3 separate regions of the Homo sapiens genome follow, and all the other regions are linked to region 1. A link is a contact called in ENCODE Hi-C or POLR2A ChIA-PET data. All regions are on one chromosome and are shown on one strand. The core of a region is the stretch at or near the end of the contact, and the rest is flanking DNA. Distances in the headings are between cores, read along the strand shown. Region 1 holds the start of JAK3 (Janus kinase 3). Region 2 overlaps LSM4 (LSM4 homolog, U6 small nuclear RNA and mRNA degradation associated). Region 3 holds the start of LSM4 (LSM4 homolog, U6 small nuclear RNA and mRNA degradation associated).

Region 1 (4,130 bases), core at 720-3,219:
GACTACAGGCACATGCCACCACATCCAGCTTATTATTTTGTTGTTGTTGTATTTTTTGTAGAGACAGGGTTTCACCATGTTGCCCAGGCTGGTCTCGAACACCTGGGCTCAAGCCATCCTCCTGCCTGAGCCTCCCAAAGTGCTGAGATTACAGGTGTGAGCCACTGTTCTTGGCCACAACTTCTTAAATCTATTCCTTTTTTTTTTTTTGAGACAGAGTATTGCTCCGTCGCCCAGGCTGGAGTGCGGTGGCACAATCTCAGCTCACTACAACCTCCGCCTGCCTCCTGGGTTCCAGTGATTCTCCTGCCTCAGCCTCCCAAGTAGCTGGGATTACAGGCACATGCCACCACGCCCAGCTAATTTTTATATTTTTAGTAGAGATGGGGTTTCACCATGTTGGCCAGGCTGGTCTCGAACTCCTAGGCTCAAGCAATCTTCCCACCTGGGCCTTCCAAAGTGCTGGAATTACAGATGTGAGCCACTGTACCCGGTCACCACTTCGTCAGTCTATTCCTGAAGCTCTACTTCCGGGGCTCTGATCCTATTATCCTAAGAACACTGGCCCAAGTCTCTGCATTTGGATGCTGCCCGGGCCTTCTGCCTCTTCTATTTATAACAGCTCCTACTTCCAACTCTCCTGTGGCTCCAGATTATGCTCCAGGCAAAACCCACCCTTCTCCCAAAGACCCTGATCCCCCTGTCCCCCCACGATCTTGCCCCTGTTGACCGCCCTGCAGTCCCCTTCCCCCTCATCTCACCCCTGCCCCTGGCCTCCTGACTGCTCTTCAAGCTGCTAAGATCACTGCCCTCTCAAGGTCTTTGCCCATCCTGTGCCCTCCTCCTGGAGCACCCTTTCCCTGGCCAGCTCCCTGTCCTGCCTCGGGTCCAAGTTCCAGTCTGTGCCTGTCCTGACACCCTGGCTTTCTTTGTTGTCTGCGATGATTTGGCTCCTTCATTTGCTCATTGTCTCAGCGCCAGATCACAAGTTCCAAGAGGCCAGGCCGGATCCACCTGGTTTTTTAGGGCTGGGCCCAGGGCACCACAGGCAGAAATGGGTCATTATCTCTCCCTGAGTCTTTTCTTTTTTTTTTAAACGAAGTCCCGCTCTGTTGCCAGGCTGGAGTGCAGTGGCGCCATCTCGTCTCACTGTAACATCCGCCTCCTAGATTCAAGCAATCCTCCCACCTCAGCCTCCTGAGTAGCTAGGATTACAGGCATCACCAGGCCTGGCTAATTTTCCTGTTTTTAGTAGAGACAGGGTTTCATCATGTTGGCCAGGCTGGTCTCAAACTCCTGACTTCAAGTGATCCGCCCGCCTCAGCCTCCCAAAGTGCTGCGATTACAGGCCACCACGCCTGGCTAATTTTTGTATTTTTAGTAGAGACGGAGTTTCGCCATGTTGGCTAGGCTGGTCTCAAACTCCTGACCTCAAGTAATCGCCCGCCTCAGTCTCCCAAAGTGCTGGGATGACAGGCGTGAGCCACTGCGCCCAGCGTCTCCCTGAGTCTTAAGGGAGAAATACCTCAAAGAAGAACTTGACCTTCCTCTGGGGCAACTTCCCTGCTTCCCTCCTGGGCAAATCCAGCCAGGTTTCCTTCCCTGGGTGCAAAATTAGTTCCACTGGGTGCCCAACTCACACATGCTACAGATGGGTAAACTGAGGCAATAAGGGCCGGGCCAGAGCCCCACTTAACAAGTGGGTCTAGAGTCGGCTGAGCCCCTGGTGTGACCCAGACCCTTCTCTGTGCTATCATCAGTTCCTTTGGCTTAGGGGTCTCCAGCAGCCTGTCTGAACGGGGCGGCTGATGCAGAGGCTTCCGGAACTTTCTGCCCCTCCTTGCCCGCCTCCCCGCCCCCAGCTCCCGCAGGGCCCTGACTTTCGGTAAATGACAGTGGCTCAGGAAACCAAGGGGCCCACACAGGAAGGAGCCGAGTGGGACTTTCCTCTCGCTGCCTCCCGGCTCTGCCCGCCCTTCGAAAGTCCAGGGTCCCTGCCCGCTAGGTAAGAGCTGGCGATGCCGCAGGGCTCGGCCCAGACACTGGGGGAGGATGGTGGTGGCGGGGGATGGCTGGGCTGGGGCAGGGTGCTGCCAGGGCAAAGGCTAGCTCGCCTTCCAGGCCTCGGAGGAAAGCTGCGAGGCAGACGTGAGCCGAGACTCGCATCCTCCGATCGCTCGCTTCTCTGGGCTTCGGCTTTGACTAAGGCCGGGAGATGCCTGCCTTGCGGACCTGGAGGAGTCATTGCGCATGCGCGACGGGGGCTGCGGGGTTGGGGGTGGGGAGGAGGGATTGGGAAGGAGGGATTGGGGGGCGGAGTTCCCAGCCCCTACCCTCCAGGCCTTCCCGGTCCAGACACAGGGTACCCGACCATACCAGGATGCAGAACGTTGAGGATTATAAACAGGGGATGCCGAGGCGGGAGGATAGCTTGAGGCCAGGAGTTCAAGGCCAGCCTGGGCAACATAGCCAGACCTCCATTTCTACAAACATTTTTAAAAAACCAAAAAAACTATGGCGTTTTCTGGGACCAAACATCACCTCTGACTTTTCATTTTTTTTTGTTACAGTATTACAGAATAATAATATTCTGTTAAGATTTTTTTGTTGTTTTGGAGATGGGAGTCTTGCTATGTTGTTCAGGCAGGTCTCTAACCCCTGGCCTCAAGCTATCCTGCTGCCTCAGCCCCCTGAGTAGCTGGGATTGCAGTGGGGCGCCACTGCCACTGAAGCCTTATTTTAAACTCGACTGGGGCTGGGCACAGTGGCTCATGCCTTTAATCCCAACACTTTGGGAGGCTGAGGCCAGCGGATCACTGGAGGTCAGGAGTTCGAGATCAGCCTGGTCAACATGGTGAAACCCTATCTCTACTAAAAACACAAAAATTAGCCAGGTTTGGTGGCGGGTGCCTGTAATTCCAGCTACTCAGGAGGCTGAGGCAGGAGAATCGCTTGAACCTGGGAGGTGGAGTTTGCAGTGAGCCGAGATCATGCCACTGCACTCCAGCCTGGGAGACAGAACAAGAATCCGTCCTCCCCCCTACAAAATAAATAAATAAATAAAAAGGCTGGGCAATGTGGCTCACGTGTGTAATCACAGCACTTTGGGAGGCCAAGGCAGGCGAATCACCTGAGGCCAGGAGTTTGAGACCAGCCTGGCCAACATGGTGAAACTCCGTCTCTACTAAAAATACAAAAATTAGCTGGGCGCTGTGGTGCGCGCCTGTAATCCCAGCCACTTGGGAAGCTGAGGCATGAGAATCGCTTGAACCCAGGAGGCAGAGGCTACAGTGAGCCAAGATCGTGCGACTGCACTCCAGCCTGGGTGACAGTGCGAGACTCCGTCTCAAAAAAACAAACAAACAAACCAAAAAACTTGATTGGCTGATGTTGAGGGGACGATAGAGAGGCTATGGTGTGTGATTTTATTTCTATAAAGGGCAAAACTAGACATCAATCTCTCTGTGGGAGAGATGGGGCTCCTCCAAGGTTCCCGGGACTAGGAATGTGCTCATTCTTGGTCTGGGCATCGGTGACATCAAAGTGTCCCTTTGGTAAGGTTCTTTCCCCCACAAGACTTCCCTTCCCACAGTAACCACCACACCGCTGTGCCAATTGCCCTTCCTGTTTGGTTTAACAGGCGTTTGTTGATCGCTTACCGGCACATCATCAAGAAATATACAAATTAATGCACATTAATTGAGTTGACACTTTAGGCCTGGATTGCGCTCAGCAGACCACCTCAATGAGGATGCTGGGGAGTCAGCCCATTTCACAGCTGCGAAAGCTGAGTCCTAGGGGTCCTAGTCCTCTGATTGTCTTAAACCTCATTAGGCCAGGCGCAGTTTCTCACGCCGGTAATCCCAGCACTTTGGGAGTCCGAGGCAGGAGGATCACTCGAGGTCAGGAGTTCCAGACCAGCCTCGCCAACATGGTGAAACCCCGTCTCTACCAAAAATACAAAAATTAGCCGGGCATGGTGGCGTGCCCCTGTAATCCCAGCTACTTGGGAGGCTGAGGCAGGAGAATCACTTGAACCCAGGATGCAGAGTAAGCCGAGATTGTGCCACTGCACTCCAGCCTGGATGACAGAGCTAGACTCTGTCTCAAAACAAAAACAAAAAAACCCT
Region 2 (4,621 bases), core at 555-3,054, 460 kb before region 1:
TTTCTGAGCCAGGCCGGGTTTGCCACTCCTCGGGCGCGCACCTGAGACACTGAGTCAGCGCTTTCGAGAAAGGCTCCGGGTAGCATCTGTGGACCGTGAAGAAACCAGAGGGAAGCCCTGAGCCAGGCAGCGGCCCGTCCCCCTGCATAGCCTTCTCTTCAGGGTCCTCGTTCGGAGACCTATTTTGAGAGGTGATTGGAATAAAAGGTCCCGTCCGTGAGGAACTCTTTTTCTTGAGTCTTCAGAGTTACTTGCCATCGTATAGATTTTGCATTTACAATGTCCTCGCCTGGGATGTTCTCCTTGTGTGTGGGGTGGGGGACAGGGATGGATATCTGCAGTCGCCTGAATCCTCTCCGCCACAGCGGCACTTGATTGATGGTTAGAGATGGGGCATGTGGGGTCCAGGATGTGGCCTGCCCTGAACCTCACAAACCCGCCCCCTCAACACAGGCAGGGGCAGCAGTTGGGGGCCCGGGCCTGGAAGCCTTGGGATGCACCGGCCCACGGCACCCACCTGCCTGTTGGACAAGAGCATTTTTTTTTTTTTTTTGAGACGGAGTCTCGCTCTGTTGCCCAGGCTGGAGTGCAGTGGCACAATCTTGGCTCACTGCAACCTCTGCCTCGTGTGTTCAAGCGATTCTCTTGCCTTAGCCTCCTGAGTAGCTGGGATTACAGGTGTGCACCAACACAGACGGCTAATTTTTGTATTTTTAGTACAGACACAGTTCCACCATGTTGGCGAGGCTGGTCTTGAACTCCTGATCTCAAGTGATCCTCCCGCCTTGGCCTCCCAAAGTGCTGGGATTACAGGCATGAGCCACTGCGCCTGGTCGACAGGAGCATCTCTTGGCACACCCCATGCCCCTACAGTGTGGGCCGTGCAGGGGGCTGGGCTCACAGGGCGAGGTGGGTGGGGCAATGTTTAGAGGAGGAGGGAAGGAAGGGTGGGGAGCAGGGAGGCCCCATTTGCAGCTCCTGCCCCATGTCCTAGACTCACCGGCCCTTAGAGGCCTCTGGGGCTCTCCAAGGGGCCTGGGCTCCTTCCTCCCAGGGGTTGTGTGTGTCACGAGGCGTGGATCAAATCCAGGAGCTCTGGGGTCAGGCATCCTGGGAAGTTGGGATGGGAAAGCCCTCGAAGGCCCCTTCCCCTTCCTGATCTCCGTTTGGTTTTTTCTCCCTGACCAGGCTCTGAACTCAGAATGTGTTCCAACACCCCCTAGGTGCCTTCTCACCATTCAGGGTCCCAGGTGCTGGGGCTAATCCCCGGGCTCTTTTGCCTGCGTAATTGTGGCTTCTTGCCGGCGCAGCCAGACGCAGAGCCGGCTCTGACCTTTCCAGCCCGGCAGCTGCGGGCTCCTGGCCCGTGACTTGAGCCGCAGAGTCCCCTCGTCTGCCTCTGCCAACTTGGCCTTGTGGGCTAGAGTGGCCCCTGCTTAGGGGCAGCCAACTTCCAGAAGCTTCCGGCCCCCCTCCCTCGAGCTGGGTGTCGGACCAGCTCTGTGTTTCATTCTTCCTGGTTGGTTTCACAAAGCCTCATCCTCAGCCCCCTCAACAAGAAAAGAAACCAAAAGCACCAGTCTAGTTCCTAAATCCAAGGCTTCCAGGTCTTTCTGTCCCTCCGATGGTCTGTGCCCTCCTCACCCAACTGGGGCTGCCTTTATCGTAGATGGTCCCCACCCGCCCCCAGACCTTCTCGCCTGGAGTTTGCTTTCTGTTAGGGAGGCCCACGCCTGGCGCTGTGCTGTGACTCAGCCGGGGGCTGAGCTCTGCAGGGCCAGCCCACAGTCCCCCGCCAGAGTGCGACAGGCCCGGGTCGGCTGCTGACGCCACCTCATCCTGGAGCCAAACACCCGCTTCAGGGACAAAAGTGCAGAGGCTGGCCTTGGGCAGTGGCCCCCGAGAGGCAGCTGTGGGAAGCCATCCCTCTCTCCTCCTCCTCCTCCTCCTTCTCCTTCTCCTCCCCCATCCCCCTCCTCTCACTCCCCATCTTCCTCCCCATTCCCCTCCTCCTCCATCCTCCTCCACTCATCCCCCACTCCCATCCCCCATCCCCCTCCTCTCTCTCCTCCTCCTCTCCTCCTCTGGGCTTCACCTGCTGTTCCCAGCACTACTCTGACAGCCACCCCCAGATGGCCTGTGTCCCTGTCACCTCCCTCCCCACCTTCTTCTTTTGGAGCCCAGGGCCTGGCACGAGCCTGGCACTAGGGCCACTTGCCTTGTCCCAGGTGCTGGTGACACAGCCCCGGCAATCCTTCCCTTCCACAGGAGTGAGCCAGCCACAAGCATATGCATATCAAATGCATAAATGCTGTAAAAAGAAGAAACCAGGCCAGGCGCAGTGGCTCATGCCTGTAACCCCAGCACTTTGGGAGGCCGAAGTGGGCGGATCACCTGAGATAAGGAGTTCAAAACCTGGCCATCATGGTGAAACCCCATCTCTATTAAAAATACAAAAATTAGCCGGACGTGATGGCACAAACCTGTAATCCCAGCTACTCAGAAGGCTGAGGCAGGAGAATCGCTTGAACCTGGGAGGCGGAGGTTGCAGTGAGCTGAGATCGCGCCACTGCACTCCAGCCTGGGCGACAGATCGAGACTCTCAAAAAAAAGAAAAAGAAACCAGAAACAGGGCGGGCTCGTGAGGAGGTGAATGAAGAGGTGGTCAGGGAAGGTGAGAGAAGGACACTGAAGATTCAGGAAGGGCCTGAGAGACGAGGGAGCCAGCCACCTTGGGAAAGAACATTCTGGACCAGCAGGGGTCAGGAGGACAGTCCCGTGCAAAGGCCCTGTGCCCAGGGGACACAGGAGCAAACAGAAGGGCAGGAAATGGGGAGGATGTGGGCCCTGAGTGACATGAGAAGCAGCCACAGAGGGTTCTGGAACAGTCAGAAGCAGGGGTGGAAGCAGGAAGGGGGCAGTGCTGGGGCCTCAGGGCAGGGAGGAGGAGGCTGCCAGGGCCTAGGCTGACCAGCTGGCCTTGCCCAGGAAGTGCAGGACCCCGAGGTGGCACCTCCTTTCCACAGAGCAAGAGGAGGCCGGCTGGGTGCTGTGGCTCACAGCGGCAACTGTAATTCCAACACTTTGGGAGGTCGAGGCAGGCGGATCACCTGAGGCCAGGAGTTTGAGACCAGCCTGGCCAACGAGGTGAAACCTTATTTCTACTAAGAATACAAAAATTAGCCAGGTGTGGTGGCACGTGGTGCCTGTAATCCCAGCTACTCAGGAGGCTGAGGCAGGAGAATTGCTTAAACCCAGGAGGCAGAGGTTGCAGTGAGCCAAGATAGCGCCACTGCACTCCAGCCTGGGCGACAGAACGAGAGTCTGTCTCAAAAAAATGATACTACTAATAATAAATTAAAAATTTTTTAAAAATTTAAGAGGAGGTCCAGTCAAACCAAGTCTCGAGTGGACAAGAAGCTGCTGGCCACACAGAGAGAGCCGGAACAGGTGGAGGAACTGCAAGCACGGAGCCTCTGAACTTCTGTGGGGAAGGGGCAGAGGGGGTCAGGGCTCAGGCCAGAAGCCCCTACAGGGCCGGGCGCGGTGGCTCATGCCTGTAATCCCAGCACTTTGGGAAGGCAAGGCGGGTGGGCGCCTGTGGTCCCAGCTACTTGGGAGGCTGAGGCAGGAGAATGCCGCGAACCAGGGAGGCGGAGCTTGCAGTGATCGGAGATCACGCCACTGCACTCCAGCCTGGGCGACAGAGCAAGACTCCGTCTCAAAAGAAAAAATAAAATAAAATAAAATAAAAAAGAAGCCCCTACAGGAGCTGGGGTGGGCACTTGCAGGGATCTGTTCCTGACGCTTGGCATCAGCCACTTCTTTTTTTTTTTTTTTTTTTTGAGACAAAGTCTCACTCTGTCGCCCTGGCCGGAGGGCAGTGGCGCGATCTCCACTTACTGAAACCTCTGTCTCTCAGGTTCAAGCAATTCTCCTGCCTCAGCCTCCCGAATAGCTGGGATTACAGGCGTCCGCCACCACGCCCAGCTAATTTTTGCATTTTTTAGTAGAGACAGGATTTCGCCATGTTGGCTAGGCTGGTCTCGAACTCCTGACCTCGGGCAATCCGCCCGCCTCGGCCTCCCAAAGTGCTGGGATTACAGGCGTAAGCCATCTCGCCCGGCCAAGCATCAGCCTCTTCTCAAGGAGACTTCGAGTGAGGGCGAGGATTCCCCGAGCTCCCACTCAGCCTTGCCGCTCAGCCCCGTGGGTTTCCAAAGCCACTTCCAACCCAGCACCTCCGAGGGTCCTCACAGATGGAGAAATGAAGGCTCAGGACAGGCACACAATCCAAGCAACAGCCGATAATTGTTTTTTATTTTTTTTACAGATAGGGGTCTCACCATGTTGTCCAGGCTGGTCTCAAACTCCTAGGCTCAAACGATCCTCCCACCTTAGCCTCCCAAAGTGCTGGGATTACAGGCCTGAGCCAGTATGCTCAGCCAACCATTGTTTATCTATCATGAATGTGTGCCAGGCAGCTCCGGAACTCACCCATAGGGTGGCATCGTCATTCACTGCTCAGGCACAGAGAGGGTGAGGAACCTGCCCCAGGTCACACAGCAATGGTGACCTCCTCTTTCCACTGCCTCCTTAAACCTGAAGGATCCATTGACCT
Region 3 (4,197 bases), core at 706-3,205, 480 kb before region 1:
TCAAACTCCTGACCTCAGGTGATCTGCCCACCGCGGCCTCCCAAAGTGCTGCAATTACAGGCATGAGCCACTGAGCCTGGCCTTTATGTTTCTTATTAAAAATATAAGCAAATTTGGTTCACGTGCTTGGTGTGGTTAAAAAAAAAAAATATATATATATATATATATACACACACACATGCAAATATATATACACATACACATGCATGTATTTCTCTTTTTGCACACAAAAGAGGACATATTGTAAAAACTGTTCTCTACCTTGGTTTTTTTCACTTAAGATATCCAGACACCATTCAATGTCAGTATATGAAGATTGTCTTCATTCCTTTTTATAGCTGTATTACTCTATTATTTGGTCGCATTGGGTTTTTTTCAGTCTTTTGATATTATGAATAATGTCAATAAATAGCATCAGTCATTTAAAAACGAGGCTGGGCGTGGTGACTCATGCCTGTAATCCCAGCACTTTGGGAGGCCAAGGTGGAAGGATCACCTGAGGTCAGGAGTTCGAGGCCACCTCCTGGCCAACATGGCAAAACCCCGTCTCTGCTAAAAATACAAAAATTAGCTGGGCATTGTGGCATGTGCCTGTAATCCTAGCCACTCGGGTGGCTGAGGCAGAAGAATCCCTTGAACCCAGGAGGGAGGGGTTGCAGTGAGCTGAGATCGCACCACTGCACTGCAGCCTGGGTGATAGAATGAGACTCCATCTCAAAAAAAAAAGAACAGGGTCTTCGCAGATGTAATTAAGGATCTTGAGATGACATTATCCTGAAATTTATGGTGGACTTAATAAGAGAAAGGAGTGTCCTTTACAAGAAAAAGGAGCGGCCGGGCTCGGTGGCTCACGCCTGTAATCCCAGCACTTTGGGAGGCAGAGGAGGGAGGATTGCTTGACCCCAGGAGTTCGAGACCAGCCTGGACAACATAGGGAGACCCTGTCTCTACTACAAAAAAAAAAAAGAAAAAAAAAAGGAGAGATACATTTGAGACTCAGAGACACACAGAGAAGGCCAAGTGACGACAAAGGCAGAACGCGGAAGGCTGCATCTACAAGCCAAGAACTCCAAGGATTCCCAGCAGCCACCAGAACCCAGGAGAGAGGCATAGGACACACAGATTGTCCTCAGAGCCTCCAGAGGGAGCCAACTGTGCTGACAACCTCACTTCATTATTCTGATCTCTTGAATTGTGAGAAAATCACGTTCTGTTGTTTTAAACCTCGCAGTGTGTGGGCATTTGTTACAGCAGGCCCCAGAAAACTAATAGCATTCGCCTATTTACTTTGTTTACTGTCTGTCTCCCTGAGGGCCACGAATTTTGTGTTTTGTTCATTCTGTGAGCAGAAACAGGCACAGAGTAGGTAATAAGTACTTAATATGTGCCAGACGCTGTTTTAAGTGCTTTTACATGGTTTCATTCATTTCATCCTTACAGTAAGCAACGTTTTGGAGCAGACACTACTATTTACAGGGAGCAAACTGAGGCCCCGAGGGTCGTGGTCAGGATTCCAACCTATTAAATGATGTTCCCTGGATAATTACAGAATCAGAAAACTAGGAGTCGGAAGGGCAACATCAGGCACGGCCCAATCACCACGAAGCCTCGATTTCTCTCTCTCTACTGCAAACGAAAGGCATTAACTGGCTTTGCCCACAGCGTGGAGCCCAGGAGACCGACGAAGGTTTCACCTGCGCACGCATTTCCTCACAATGCACCCCGCGCCGGCGCGCGTTGCTCCGCCTCCTTTTGCATTACAAGCCGCGGCACTTTACGGCTCTCGTCCTCGTTCCTCCGGCGGGAACACGGCCCGCCCCGCCCTTTCGCCCAGCGGGCCCCGCCCTACTCCGCGTGGATTGGTTGACCGCCCTTCGAGCCCGGTGCTGACTGGCTTGCGTCTCTGCCACTTTCTTTCAGCTTAGTGGCGCGCGGCGCGGCGACGACCGCCGGGAGCGTGTGCAGCGGCGGCGGCGGAAGTGGCCGGCGAGCCCGGTCCCCGCCGGCACCATGGTGAGGGCAGGGCAACTGCGGGGTCTCACCGGGAGGCGGGAACAGCAGTCGTTGGGATCCCTGCGGGCGGGCGCTGTGGGCTTGGTTGGCGCGGGGCGAACGTAAGGTCCGAGCCTCGAGTCCCGCCCCCCGGCACGAGGCTGGGAAACTGAGGCCGGAGACTGCAGGTGGCTCTATCACGTTCGTGTCTGGGATTTAGGGTTGCACGGACTTGTATCCACAGTACAGTGGCCTCGCCTTAGTTAGTTTTCCCAGTTTGCAGGTGGGGAAACTGAAGTAAAAAAAAAAAAGGTGGGGATCCGCCAAATGCAGCAGAGAGTTTTTGGGCAGGGAAGGGGTCCCTTACGCTTCGGGCCCAGTCTGACCTCCCTGATTGAAAACTAGAGTGCTGGGAAGTAGGGGGCCAGTCTGAGTTGTGAAACTTAGTTTTAGGAATTTCAGAGCTTGCAAGATGCTAGCAGCACAGCCTCCTAGGCCTCTTGGTTTCTGGCTGAAAAGCAGGCCTGGTGCTGGGGTGTGGTGTTTCTCCTTGGGTCACATAGCATGTCATTCCAGCGGAAGGGGGCGTTTTGAGCTAGGGGTGGACAAAGTACATCCTCCCAATACAAAGAAGGAAAAATTGCGGCCCAGGTCTCTGCAGGGCCCATTGTTTATGATTCTGGAAGTTCTGGATCTGGGCTAGAAAGTGCCCGTGTCCCCCACTGTGCAGATCGGAAAAGGAATTCAGAGCTGGGAGTTTCCTGGCCCATCAGCTTCTGGTCCTTCTTTTTTCAATGAGAGAAACCAAGGCCCTTGTTGGGGATGTGACTTCCAGACTCTGTGAGACAGTGGGAGATTCAGTAACCAGGAGGGTCCCCCAGGGGTGGCTGCATCAGAACTGTGGATTAGTGAGAACTCTCCCTAAATCCGGCTGGTCAGTGTGTAACCACCCAATGGGTTCACCTTGCCTGTCTTCCTAGACAGATTTATCAAGACAGGGGAATTGCAGTGGAGAAAGAGTATTTCACACAGAGCCAGCTATGCAGGAGACCAGAGTTTTATTATTGCTCAAATCAGTCTCCGCTGAGCATTAGGGGATCCGAGTTTTGAAAGATAATTTGGCGGGTAGGGGCTCAGGAAGTGGGGAGTGCTGATTGGTTGGAGCTTCCTGAGGTCGATGGAGTCATCGACGGGAGTGTTGAAGTGAGGTTTTCTTGCTGTCTTCTGTTCCTGGGTGGGATCGCAGGACTGGTTGAGCCAGATTACTGGTCTGGGTAGTGTCAGCTGATCCGTCAAGTACGGGGTCTGCAAAATATCTCAAGCACTGATCTTAGATTTTATAATAGTGATGTTATCCCAAGGAGCAATTTGGGGAGTTTCAGACTCTTGCAGCCAGAGGCTGAAGTTACCTAAATGGTAATTTCTAATCTTGTAGCTTATTTGTTAGTCCTACAAAGGCAGACTGGTCCCCAGGCAAGAAGAGGGTCTTTTCGGGAAAGGGCTATTACCAATTTTGTTCCAGAGTCAAACTATAAACTAAATCCCTTCCCAAGGTTAGTTTGGCCTATACCTAGGAATAAGCAAAGATGGCGTAAAGGTTAGAAGCACAATGGAGTCGGTTAGGTCTGATCTCTTTTCACTGTCATAATTTCCCGCTACAATTTTTGCAAAGGCGATTTCAAGTGCAAGGATTCAGAGAGCCTGTCCCTCTCTGCGGTGTACTTAGAGGGCAGAGTTGGCATGTAAGACTGGGCAGAGCTGGAAGGATCCATCCCTGTGTTAAGTTTTGTGGGAGCAGGATCTTCGTTTTTCTTCCGACTAGATTCCCAGTATGTAGAACGGTGCGTGGGCAAAGTGTGAACTCATTCATTCAGCCCCTTCCCACCTTCTGAACATCCAGAGTCCTGGCTGTCCAGCTGTTTCCTGGAGGAGTAGCCGAGAATGGACAAGCCATCACAGGATACACACTTCCAGTTCCCTGTCGTCAGGGCAGGGCCAGAAGGAGTGGCCTAGGTTAGCAGCGGGGATGGGCAGTCCTGGACAGCTTCCTGAATTAGGAGGCACTGGGTTTAGGTCCTCGTGGATCTAGACCTGAGAACCAGATTCCAGATGCTCCAAGAAAGCCCAGAGAAAGGAATTCTCTTTTCTGAATTTTCTTGTGACCTTCCATAAACCAGGGTGGGGCCTCTCCTATCACACTTGGCA

What was found. Hi-C counts contacts between places; a loop is a spot of excess contacts on that map. ChIA-PET counts read pairs that join two places held with the same protein, here RNA polymerase II (POLR2A). Pooled maps may share reads with other maps.
Region 2: a loop to region 1 is called in a pooled map, with 7 times the contacts of the local background. The contact joins the enhancer-like site here to the promoter of JAK3 in region 1. A Hi-C loop is called at or near these places in 6 of 50 pooled maps. POLR2A ChIA-PET finds 5 or more read pairs at or near these places in 3 of 52 experiments (HCT116, activated B cell and activated naive CD4-positive, alpha-beta T cell).
Region 3: a loop to region 1 is called in a pooled map, with 4 times the contacts of the local background. The contact joins the promoter of LSM4 here to the promoter of JAK3 in region 1. A Hi-C loop is called at or near these places in 7 of 50 pooled maps. POLR2A ChIA-PET finds 5 or more read pairs at or near these places in 2 of 52 experiments (HEK293T and activated naive CD4-positive, alpha-beta T cell).

What each region holds. Positions count from the first base shown.
Region 1 is chr19:17,845,821-17,849,950 of GRCh38, reverse strand. JAK3 (Janus kinase 3) reads left to right here and starts at 1,969. Exons shown (of 24, transcript NM_000215.4): 1 at 1,969-2,005.
Region 2 is chr19:18,301,839-18,306,459 of GRCh38, reverse strand. LSM4 (LSM4 homolog, U6 small nuclear RNA and mRNA degradation associated) reads left to right here. Exons shown (of 5, transcript NM_012321.5): 5 at 1-224. Among named protein-coding and RNA genes, the nearest start is that of LSM4, 19 kb to the left of the region's middle. RefSeq lists enhancers at 986-1,491, 1,382-1,761. Within about 2 kb of position 1,804, at least 37 of the 41 ENCODE cell types and tissues checked have a DNase peak (open chromatin) inside an H3K27ac peak, as active enhancers do; they include HCT116, where a contact is called at or near this core.
Region 3 is chr19:18,320,834-18,325,030 of GRCh38, reverse strand. It overlaps LSM4 (LSM4 homolog, U6 small nuclear RNA and mRNA degradation associated), which reads left to right and starts at 1,955. Exons shown (of 5, transcript NM_012321.5): 1 at 1,955-2,013. The coding sequence starts at 2,011. LOC105372300 (a long non-coding RNA gene) reads right to left here. Exons shown (of 2, transcript XR_007067157.1): 2 at 3,034-3,297. RefSeq lists enhancers at 814-1,416, 1,615-1,834 and a silencer at 1,895-2,074.